Regions from separate parts of the Mus musculus genome. Here region 2 is linked to region 1. The links are chromatin contacts, found by Hi-C in ENCODE. All regions are on one chromosome and are shown on one strand. Each heading gives the region's core, a stretch centred on a gene start or an enhancer-like site at or near the end of the contact. The rest is flanking DNA. Distances are from core to core; before and after follow the strand shown.

The links. Hi-C counts contacts between places; a loop is a spot of excess contacts on that map.
Region 2: a loop to region 1 is called in a map of T-helper 1 cell, with 8 times the contacts of the local background. The contact joins the promoter of Mad2l2 here to the promoter of Rcc2 in region 1. A Hi-C loop is called at or near these places in 2 of 37 maps with a recorded cell type or tissue (T-helper 1 cell and T-helper 2 cell).

What each region holds. Positions count from the first base shown.
Region 1 is chr4:140,698,704-140,704,734 of GRCm38, forward strand. Rcc2 (regulator of chromosome condensation 2) reads left to right here and starts at 2,770. Exons shown (of 13, transcript NM_173867.5): 1 at 2,770-2,947; 2 at 3,444-3,732. The coding sequence starts at 3,454.
Region 2 is chr4:148,137,170-148,143,200 of GRCm38, forward strand. It overlaps Mad2l2 (MAD2 mitotic arrest deficient-like 2), which reads left to right and starts at 3,321. Exons shown (of 8, transcript NM_027985.3): 1 at 3,321-3,665; 2 at 3,746-3,864; 3 at 5,817-5,888. The coding sequence starts at 3,626.

The DNA.
Region 1 (6,031 bases), core at 1,520-4,019:
GGATGCCAGGGCTCAGGAGATGACGCAGTGAAACCACCAGTTCAAGGCCAGGCTGGGCTACACAGGGAAACCTTGCTTCACGAACATGGTAAAACAGCAGCAGCAACAACCACCAAACCAAAACCAAACCAAAACCAACAATTCCAGTGTGTGTTTGTGCTACAACGTAATTGCGGCACGGATCAGCTGTATTCAAGGGCTCAGTGGCTTCCCAGGTTCCTGGTTCACAGCGTAGATAGTTTGTGAATCCTCCTGTCATGGTCCAGTTACCCAGACCATCAGAATTCATCTCTGGAGCTGAGAGTGTGCATCTGTGGTGGATAGAGTGCTTGCCTAGCATGTAAGAAACCCCAGCTTTGACTCCCAGCATCTTATATACGGTGGTACATGTTTGCAATCTCCGAATTCCAGAGGTCAGGCTGGTGAATCAAAAAACTCAAGGTATATTATATGAGACCAGAGACTCCTTGGACTACAAGTGGAACTTTCTGTGGTCCAGCTGGATGGACCACAGCTCTGGGAAGGACCCTGGTTGCCGCCGAGTTTAACTTTTATTAAGGAGCAGCAGAGGAGACTAACAGTAAGATGGCCCATATTTCCATGTACAAACGGAAGCCGGGCATTTGTGCTCAGATAGAATTTGCTCTCTCTTCTCTTCTTTCTTCTGTCCCGAGCAGACGCTCAATTAAAATGAAGTAAAAAGCCCAAGCACAAGTGTATGTTGGAGGGAGCACTCCCTGCATGGCCCGTAGGTGCACCTCACTCTGTCACATTGGTTACATAAGGTGAACAGCAGCCTACATGTTCGCCTTTTCGTGTGTGCGCCCGCACCCCCATCTCAACCAGGGGCATCACTCGGGCTTTCCCTGGGTCTGAAATAGTGAGGCATGGAGTGGCAGAGAACACTTTTCCCATCCGACGAGGAGGGCTGGTTAGTGGGTGTTATCCTCTGAGTGCTCTTCTTCCTTAGCACAGCCTCAGGAAAAACCAGTTTTGGAAGCACCACACCTTGGGTCAGATGATGCAACGTGATATTAGCGTCGGGTTGCATCAGCGGTTCTGACGCATGTGCCTTTTACGCCGGCAGAAAGCCGTATAATGGGGCAGGAGAAAGAGAGAGAGACTCGCTGCCTAAAAACCTTTTAAAGGCACCCTCAGCGTTTCTAATTGGCCACACAGGGTGTTGTCGGGAGGATAACCGCCCAACCAGCCACCACCCCCGGACAAGCTCCGGCGTGCCATTTCCTGAAACCCGGACCTGACGGCACACTTAGGCAGAATTCTTTTCTAGTTGGTTCTAATGTTTTATATCAAAGCATCACGGCTTAATCTCTTCAATCTTTTCGAATGCCAGGTCTATTAAGAGGCTTTCAGACGGTGCTTCTAATATCCCTGAAACGCACCAGTTGGTGCTCATTTTCTGAGTTGTTTTACATAAGTGCTTCCACCCAGGCTGGTGACTTTGATCAAATAACTTAGATTTGGTTCTCCAGGATTCTCCGCCTGCCTTCAAACGTTTGGTCCTGTGCACCCTCCCCCCGCCCCCATCCCGCTTCTTGATGTAATTAAGAACGAACTGCAAAGACCCTAGAAACTCTCTCTAGTCAACCAAGGAAGTTGCCAAAAAAGAAACTTTCAGTGTTAACTCGGGCGCTCGAGAGAGAGAGAGAGAAGTAGGAGGATCAGGTTCAATGTCAGCCTGGGCTACACGGTCAGTTTCAGGCCAGCCTGGGCTACATGAGACGGAAACAAAACCCCAAAGAAAAACATTTGTCAGAAGAGAAAGTGACACTGAGATGCAAACCTTCCCCTAGTTCCAACCAAGCCGATCGTGCACGTGGCTTGTCGGGTCCTGTGAGGGGGGCCCTGTCGACTCCTCAGCCTTGACCCCAGCACCTCTGGCCACTTCTCTTCCCGGATTCCTAGACCCTGCACTGTCCCACGGGGTAGGGGAAAGGTTTCCTCTCCCACTTCTGCCAGGTCAGATTCTTTACAATTTTAAAACTCAGCTCTCCCAGGGAACGCCTTCCTTGATCCTGGAACCCGGTAAGTACCATGCTTTCAGTAATTTCTTAATCTTTCCTCTTACTTCGCCTTCCAACTGGGCAGAGATCTTGTTCTCCAGGTCTGTATTCTAAGCTTCTAGCACCTTTGCATCTAGTCTTGCTTGTACTGAGGCGCGGTAAATACGTTTTTAAAATGAAGAAAATTCCCATCACAAGTACTTTCAAGTCCACCTATGCTAATTACTAATTTCATAGTACGTCCCCCAGCTAATTACTAATTTCATACTACACCAAACCTTTATGTAACTTGATCATTCTAACAGCACCCGGCTGCACACTCTGGACGCATCCACGACGTATCAAATCTACCCTGAGTCTGCACAGGAGAAAGTTACTCAAATTGTGTTCATTTTTCATTCCCATCACTCAATTAGGGCACGTCCCTCGCTGGCTGCTGCGTGAGCAAAGCAACTATTTTCCAGCGAGTGTCCTCAGGTGACCTGTCTAGACGCTCAGGGGGAAAAAACAAGAGAATCTGACACTCTCCCGAGCCCCGAAGACGCCTTGTGACGCGCAGGCCGCGCTGCGTGCAAGGGCGTGCGGAGCGCGCAAGCGGCGGGGCCCAGCGGGGCCTGCGGCGTGGCGCCGGGCGTCCGGGACGCAGGCTCGGGTGGGCGGCCCGGCTGGGCGGTGGGGTCCTCCGGCCGGTAGGGGGCGCGCGCACCCGGGGCCCCTCGCCGCCCGCCGCGCGCGCGCTCGCTTGCCGCCCGGCCGCACATGTGTTTCTGTTTTGTGTTGTAGCATTTGTTCTGGAAGCTCGTATTTACATTTTAAGTGTATCTGGTGAGTGGGCTGGAGCCCTCGTCCCGGCCGGGGAGAGAAGAAGCCTTCGACCCCGTCTTTCAGTCGCTTCCCTCCTCGTTTCTCATCACTCCAACCAGGTAGGGGCTGGAAACCGTCTGGGACCAGTTTGCAGGGTCTGGGAAAGTTTTTTTTTTTTCCTCTTTTTTTTTCTCCTCTCCCTCCCCCTTCCCCCCCGAGAAAGGTTAAAAAAAAAAAAAAAGACGCTGGGGAAGGGGGGGTTGGGGGACGGAATGAATAAGAAGGGGAAGGAAGGCGGATCCACGTGGTTTAATCGGAGACAGACAGAGATCCCATTGTTCAAAATCAATAAAAAAAAAAAAAAAAAAAAAAAGCAGACGGGGCGAGCGCCGGGCCGCGGGGGCCGGGCTGGGGCCCCACGAAAGTTCCTCTTTTCGCGCGTGCTCGCAGGTGCTTGGGGCCCGGCCGGGGTACAGGGGGGGGTCCCCGCGTGGCGCGCGGCGTGGGGAGGGGCGAGGGAGCAGCAGGTGGGGCGGCCCACGCCGCGCCGCGCGTCCCCTCCCCCGCCCCGCAGCCCGCCCCGTGTGCATTGTGCGCCCCGTGTGTCTCCCGCAGCCCGGCGACCATGCCCAGGAAGAAGGGGGCGGCCTGGGAGGAGCCGAGTTCGGGCAACGGCACGGCGCGCGCGGGGCCCCGGCGACGCGGCGGCCCCGCGGGCAGGAAGCGCGAGCGGCCCGAGCGCTGCAGCAGCAGCAGCGGCGGCGGCAGCAGCGGCGACGAGGACGGCCCGGAGCTGGACGGGGCCCCCGGCGGCGGCAAGCGCACAGCCAGGCCGGCGACGGCGGGCAAGGCGGCCGGCGCGGCCGCGATCATCACGGAGCCCGAGCACACGAAGGAGCGCGTCGTGAGTGGGGCGGGGGCGGTTGGCGGTTTTGGGGGGGAGGGGCGCCGTGGGGTCACGCCCCGCCCCTCCCCCACGCCGCGCGGGGGAACTCCGGGGAGCCAGTCCCGGGCCGGGGGAGGGGGGGGACCGGGTGTGCGCGGCCACGCGGGGGCTGTCAGTCCCTCCTTCCCCCCCGTGCGTCCACCCCCCTCCTCCCCCCCACCCCCGCGTCTCTTCCTCCCCCCGAGGGGGGAGGGCAGTCCGCGGGGAGCAGCCGGCTCGCGCCGGGGCTTTGAGGTTCCCGCCGCTGCGGCTCGGGCGCCCCGGGGGGGCGGGGCCTGGCGCGCGGCGCGCATGCTCCGTGTTAGCCCGGCGCGGTCGGCCCGGCCGGTGCGCGCGGGGCATGGTGGGGGCCCGCGCGGCGCGGCCGTGAGCGCGCATGCTCCTCGGAGGCCCTCCCCACCCCGGGGCTCCCCTCCCACCCGCGACCCCCCGCGGAGCGGCGCTGGGCTTTGTCTGCCTCGGGTCCTCGCGGCGTGGGGGCCAGTGGGGTCGGTGCTCCCCTGAGGCTCCGGTCTGGGCCGTGGAACTTGAGCTTTCGCGGGGGCGGGGGTGGTGGTGGAGAGGAAGCCCCGCAGAGCCGGGCCCAGGGTCCGCTTGAGTCTCCGCCAGAACTTTGTAAAAGCAAGTTTTCGGTGATACACCCCTCTACCCCCTCCGCCTCTGTGTCCCGGAGATCACGTTCTCTGTTAACTCTAAGAAAGAGATGGAGCTTGACCCTCGGGAGAGTGTTGCCCATGTTCCCAAGGGTGTTCTGCAAAAGGTGGCAAGGGCACACTAAGAGGGGTAGAAGAGTCCTAACCATCTTGCAGTAGAAGAAAGGTTCCCGCTAGGCATGCAGAGGGGCCCTGCATGAGGTAGGCTCGCCAGGTAGACCGGTCTTAGCCAGAGTATTGGAAGGGTAACTCACAAGCTGCTCTATTTATTGCCTAGTGGGTTTGGACAAGGCTAAGAAGTTGGGCATGATAGGGTCTTTTCTCTGCTGCATCGGGTTGTCCTGAAGTTTAGGAAAGCCATGTGGAGTTGGATTATTTTGTGAGTAGGAAAAAAAAAATCAGTAAGACAATGACTGCTCGTAGGGGTGGCAGAGGGAAGGCATTTATTGTGGATTAAACAGAGACACAGGCAGGGACATCAGAGAAGTCTGACCCTTGGGGGGAGTGAGGATAGGAACCAGGTGCAGGAGCCGCCCGAGTAAAAGAGGGGACCAAAATGGTCGGGTTATATAGAGAAGAGTAGGTAGGGGGAGAGGGTAGCTTAGCCTGTGGGCTGGATTAAGTTTAGGGTAAGGGGCGGGGGTATATCTGCCTGGAGTGTCCGGTAACAGGTACTGTGAGGGATGCCGGGAGATCCTAGTTACCAGTTCTGCTTTGATATGTTAAATAGTCCCCTCCGCTCTTTGTCCTGGTTTTGAGACTTCTGCCAGGGCCTGGTGAGTTCCAGGGTCTGCAGGCTGTTAACCCTCTCAGGGATGCACGTGAGTGGAGTGGAGGAGGGGCTCAGAGGCCTCTATCTCCAAGGGTCTTGTATCAGAATTGGCACCTTGTGTGCTATGAGGAGATGCCATGTCTGAGAGGAGGCAGTCCCCTGTAGTTTGTGCTTGTTCTGTGTGTACAGCTAACTTCCCATATCTGTGTAGAACCGGAGCTTAAAAAGGGCTTTGTGTCCATCCCCTTAAAGCTAGGGGGACTATCACTGTAGAACCGACCCCTCAGTGGTCAGTTAGGGGGTGGTTGGATAAGTGAACCCAGGGGCCTCTGGGGACTTAACTTTCTCGCTGTTACACCTGGGAAGTGTGTGCTTCCAGCTTCTGCCCCTGTTAGGGTCAGGTTGAGTTTGGTTCAAGGTCAAGAACACAGCCTTGCAGCCTAGGCTGGCAGACTGCCCAGTGTCTCTGGCCTAAGGGCTGTGGTCTCCCTCTGCTAGGCAGACACAGGACTGTCTCTGCAGTCGGCCACTATCCTGGATATTTCAGAAAGCTACTTAACTCGGCAGAGACCAGCCTCTCCCCTGAGGGAGGCTCCTCTGCCAGTGTCTGGGCCTCCTGCCTTCACTTTTCCCTTACCTTGAACTTGAAGTTGTCTTGGGCTTGGGAAGATGAGCCATGTGTTCTGTTGAGTTGTCCTGCTAGAGTTAGGTGGGTTAGGAAAATCAAACAGTAGTCCTTAAGAGTCGATGTGTGGAAAACGAGCCTTCAGTCTTGTCCTATGATATTCAAGGACCTGAGGCTCAGGCGCAGGCATCCAGCTCTGTGTGTTAA
Region 2 (6,031 bases), core at 2,071-4,570, 7.4 Mb after region 1:
TGGCTTTGCTTACAGCCCAAGTGCTGGCATCGGAGGTCATAGCTTATTCTTTCTAAGCAAGCTGGGCTGCAGATCAGGCCCCTGGGCGGAGTTCCTGCCATCACACCTTCTTTCTACCTTCCTTTCCCTTATTCACTTAACACATGTTCTGTGTTCTGTGAGGACCTGAGCTGCCCAGGCATTGGGTGGCATGTTAAGCCCCCCCAAAATGAACCAGACAGACCAGGTCCCTCTCAGGAAGCAGGCCAAGCAGCGGGGTGGCGCTTCAGGGTGTGCTGGGACTGACACCAGGCTTCCTGTGATTGGTCCCCTTTCTCTCCTTCTCTGTTTCTACGTGCTCATTGTTCTGGGAACTGGACACAGATGGGAAAGATGCTGAGTCTTTATTAATTAATTAAATTTATTTTTTTACATTTATTCATTTATTTATTGGTGGGGTAGCATGTGTGGGCTTGCAGGAGTCGGTTTTATCCTTCCACCATGTGGGTCCTGGGGATTGACAACCTCAAGGTTGCCAGCCTTGGCAGCAAGCCCTTTTGCCCTCTGATCCATCTCGCCCTCCCAGACGATGCTTATGTGATCCCGTCTGTGGACAGCAACTTGGCTATAGAAGCATCTCGCAGGTCTGCACACTTTGTTGACAAGGGTTGTATCTAATTTGCTTGTGTGTGTGTGTTCATCACACCGCTGAGAACCCTTTTAGCACATCGGTGGAGGCTTAGTCCTTTCCAGGCTGGGGCTTACAGGCTTTTGTTGTTGTTGTTGTTATTTGCCCTCTCTGTTTCTGTATCTCTTGGGAGTGAATTTCCCTCCATCCCTATTGCTGGTCCCCCGGCTAGTTGCTAGTTGTGAAATGCATACACACTTTCTTTTCACCTTAACTTGTAACTTTCCTTCCCAGCCCCAAATTACATATTGTCTCTATGGTGAAAATATGCAAATAACATTGAAAATGGGGATTCAAGAAACAATAAGTTGCCTCATAATGCAATCTCTGTCTTACAGCCATCCATCACACTGATGTAGCTAACGTGAAAACCCAGGCACTGTAGAGCCAAAGGCAGAGGTCTCCAAGGCAGAGGTCTCCAGCTGGTCCCATGTTACCTTAGCCTCCCGCCTATGCCCTTGTTCCATCCCTGAGGAATCTCCCCCACCCCACCTCTACCCTGCATCAGTAATGAAAACGCTGTTCAGGAGCTGGGGGGTGGGGTGGATAAAGGACTCGGTCATTCCCCACCCCACCATGATGAAAACTCACTGCCCTAAGGTCTACAAGGCAGTGAGCTGCCCAGCCAGCTCTAAGTAGAAAGGGCTCTGTTGAACATGGTGTAATGTGGGGAAGGTCCCCGAGTCTTGAGAAGGGTTGCTGTGCCCACTGACGGGTGTATCAATTCCTAAAGCCAAACCAGCATTCTACCGGCTTAAGCACAGGCATGTTACAGAACGCAGGAGAACTCCACTGGCAGCTCCCATAGTTTCGTGGGCACACAGGTTCCCTGGGGAGCTTGTTAAAGAGCAGAGCCCTGCTGTTAGCCTGCCCTGGTCAGGTAAGTCAGGGCAGCTGGACAGCCAGGGTTTAATAGGGTCCCTGGGGACTGAGATGAAGATGTTGGTGGTAGGTCTGCATTTTGAGACCCGCTTTGCTCACATTCCAGGGTAATCCTCCCTCTGGCCTGCTCCTTATCCCTTCCCATGAGAAGGATATGAATATGGAATTGACAGCTTCTGGTGCGGGGAGTGGGGGGTGGGTGTCATACCACATTGCAGGGATGACCTTTAATGCAACATTTCCTATAGAAACAGGACAAGACAACTCTTACATCCTTGGAGGGCAGAGTCTAAATCAGTGGTTCTCAACCTTCCTAATGCTGCAACCCTTCCACACAGTTCCTCATGTGGTGACTCCCAATCATAAAATTATTTTCATTGCTACTTCATAACTGCAATTTCACAACAGTCAGGAATTGTAAATATCTGATATGCAGAATATCTGATATGCCACCCCTGGGAAAGAGTCATTTGACCCCAAAGGGGTTGAAGCCCACACATTGAACCACTTCTTTAAATTCTCTTGGCTTCTAGGCCTGCCATGTCACCCCTAACTCCAGACCATTTCTCTAACCTCAGATTTTCTTTCAGTTAAACAGAAGGGTGTGAGTTAAGCTGAATTCTCACCTAGCGTCAGAACATATTGCATCCGTGAGGCTTTGGTGAAAGAAGGAACGTTCCTGAGCCTATTGTACATCTATAAAGTTGGGCTGTGAAGGCAATACTTAGCTCCTAGGGCTAATAAAGGAATTAATATAAATCAGAGTTTGGGGAGGTGGAGAGATGGCTTAGTGGTTAAGACCACTGGCTGCTCTTCCCGAGGAAGTGAGAGGTAGGGTACTGGGTGGTGAATGGTGGTTTCAATTTGTAGCACCTATATAGTGGTTCACAATCATCTGTAGCTATAGTTTCAGGAGATCTGACGCCCTCTTTTGGCTTTCACCTGCACCAAGCAGTCACATACTGCCCAGACATAGATGCAGACAAAACACCTACGCACATTAAATAAATAGAATTCAGGGTTTGTAATATAAAAGGGTTCCGTATAATGGATATAATTTTCATACTATTAAAATGATCTGAGGCCCTTTCGACTCCTCTGGAATTGAGTCCGTACCTCTACAGGAAGGACCCTGGAGCAGCACTGCTGCCCGCCCCCTCCGCTTGCTCACGACACAGACAAGTCCTCATTAGGCTCGTCCGCAGAAAAAAAAGACGGCCAGGAACCCACACGTATTCTGAAGATTTATTGAGTCAACTCCCAGACACCCAGCCCAGCGCCTACTGGCTGCAGCTTCCAAAGGTCAGCTATTGAGAAGAAACCATGGGACACTTAGTTCTCTAGGGAGGTCAAGCCCCGATGTTACTTGAGTTTCGGGTCGGGGTGGAGCGTCTCGGTTGCTTCTTACCGTTCCCTGTCCCCGCCCCCAAGCCTGCGGATTCGCTTTCGGTTGGGCAAGCTAAGAGTCCGGGGACGTTGACGCTGGACTAGCAGCAGATGTCGCTGCCCTCCCTTGGTACCCAGCTGTGCTTGCAGCAGGTTCTCACTTGCAACTACTAAAGAGAAATGTCCGGGAGGAGAAAACACAGCGATCATACGCAGAGGCCATGGAAATCTCTTGATCGCTCCCACCTGAAATCCAAAGGCGGTTTAGCTCGTTCCTTGGAGATTCCTGTAGCTCAGGCGGGGCTCCGCCCCTAAGCTCCACCCCCGAGCCTGCCCCGCCTCTCCCAACAGGGCGAGGTTCTGATTGGACAGCTCCGGGGTAGGCGTGGCTTATGGTTGTGCTGGGACCGCGGGAGCACCGCGGTGGTTACTGAGGCCAGGGGATTCTGGAGTAGCGCGTTAGGGGTCTCAGACGGTGGTTTCTATAGCCCGGTCGTAGATTGGAACCTGAGGTCGAAACCGGAGCCGGCGAATCGGGGAGGAGCGTAGAGAGGGCGGGATTTCCGCCGAGAGGGATCCGGCTGCTCAGGGGGCGGGGCTTCCCCCGACCGGGCTGCGTTTCCCGCGTGCGGGGTCGGTTGCCTTGAGTCCCTACAGACACCCTCCACGCCCTCCCCCAGGCGGCCAAGGATGACCACCCTCACGCGCCAAGACCTCAACTTTGGCCAAGGTAGGGATCTGAGCCTGCGGGGGGTGGAGGGAGTGCGATCCTGGTTGGAGTCCTGCTCATCAGCTGTGTCCCCACCACAGTGGTGGCTGACGTGCTCTCCGAGTTCCTGGAGGTGGCCGTGCACCTGATTCTCTATGTGCGCGAGGTCTACCCGGTGGGCATCTTCCAGAAGCGCAAGAAGTACAACGTGCCGGTTCAGGTGAGCCCCGGTGCCCGGCTGGATTTAAAAACCTTTATTCTACTTGCAAGCTTCCTCACTCCTCAACAGAGGCTGATAGCGGACAGCCTCCTGTCTCTCACCACCCAGCCCTTCCCTCCCTGAACTCAGATAAATTCTCTGGGTTAGATGGTTAGCTCTCTGGATGAGAGCTGTTCCAAGCTTGCATTTTAAAGGGTTTCTGAGGTTTGGATAAAGAGGATTCCCATTGTCTGTCACCTTCTTTCTCTTTTCATTCTCCCTAAACTCTAAAAAAATATTTATTAGCCGGGCAGTGGTCGCTAATCCCAGCACTTGGGAGGCAGAGGCAGAGGCAGGTGGATTTCTGAGTTCGAGGCCAGCCTGGTCTACAAAGTGAGTTCCAGGACAGCCAGGGCTATACAGAGAAACCCTGTCTCGAAAGAAAAAAAGAAAAAAAAAAAAAAAGAAAGAAAAAAGGGAAAAAACCAAAAAGAATATTATGATTAATTATTTGTCTCCTTGTTTAGTCTTGGCTGGTGTGGAGTCTCCACTATGTAGGCCAGGCTAGCCCGAAACTCACAGAAATTCTCCTGTCTCAGTCTCTCTAGTGCTGGAAACAAAGGTGTGAGCCACCATACCTAGCTTTTTACTTTTTAAGATCTATATTAATTGTGTGTGTGTGTGTCTATGTCTGTTTGTTGGGGGTGTTCACTGAGGCAGGAAGAACACATGGGAACCCTTGGCATTTGGAAGATGGGGGAATCTGACTCTGAAGGTCCGGTGGCCAGTGCTTTTAGTTTCTGAGCTATCTCTCCAGCCTCTGTTTATTATTATTATTATTATTATTATTATTATTATTATTATTTATTATTAGTTTTTTCGAGACAGGGTTTCTCTGTATAGCCTTGGTGCCTTGGCTGTCCTGGAACTCACTCTGTAGACCAGGCTGGCTTCCAACTCAGAAATCCGCCTGCCTCTGCCTCCCAAGTGCTGGGATTAAAGGTGTGTACCACCACTGCCCGGCCTTATTTTGTATTTTAAGAAATCTAGACCTCATGTAGCTAGCCTGGGCTCACAGTTGTTAGGAAGCTGGGGCTAGCCTTGAACTCCTGATCCTCCTTCATCAACATCCCAAGTGCTAGGATTACTGGAGAACATGCCCCAAGCTTCTTTTTTTTTTTTTTTAAAGATTTATTTTATTTATATGAGTACACTGTAGAAGAGGTTATCGGATCTCATTACAGATGGTTGTGAGCCACCATGTGGTTGCTGGGAATTGAACACAGGACCTTTGAAATAGCAGTCAGTGCCCTTAACTGCTGAGCCATCTCTCCAGCCCCCATGCCCAAGCTTCTTGCGTTCGGTTTTATTTTCCAAGACAGGATTTCTCAGTGTGGTTCTGACTGTCTTGAACTCTATGTAAACCAGGCTAACCTCAAACTCCGAGATCTGCCTGCCTCCCAAATGCTGGGGATAAAGATGTGGGCCACCATGCCTGGCTCCCGGTTTTAACTTTGGACACACAGTAGATGTGCTGTCTTCTTCTCAAGTCGCTTTCCCATTGTAAGGGGGTCAGAGGCACTGAAAACAAAGAGCTACTAAGCACCTTGTGTGTGAGATGTTAAGACATTTGCCTGTGGCTACACAGTTTTTTTTTTTGTTTTTTTCTTCCCTTAGATAGGGTTTCTCTGTATATCACCAGCTCTGTAGACCAGGCTGGCCTCTTTCAACTTAGAGATCCGCCTGCCTCTGCCTTCTGAGCGCTGAGATTAAAGGTGTGTGCCACCATACTTGGCCTGACAGAGTGCCTGTCTTTGAGTATCTCTCCAAGGTTAAGTTAGTGATAGGTTAGATCCCTCAGGCAGGGAGAGCTAGGAATGGCTGTTCTTTGTCCAGAGATGTATGTGTGTGGGTTATTGCTGTTTCTCCTATTCGTGCCTTGGAATTTAACAGCCCTGTGGGGTTGTATACAGATGTCCTGTCACCCGGAGCTGAACCAGTACATCCAGGACACACTCCACTGCGTCAAACCTCTCCTGGAGAAGGTGAGGGGGCCCCCGGTCCTAACGGACACTCTGCACCCAATCTGCTCCTCCTTGCTTGTGGGCTGAAGTGCTCATGTCTTTCAACAGCCAGAAGCCTCAGTCTGAAGGCCACCCCCAGCTAGCAATAGGCCCCAGGGTATGTA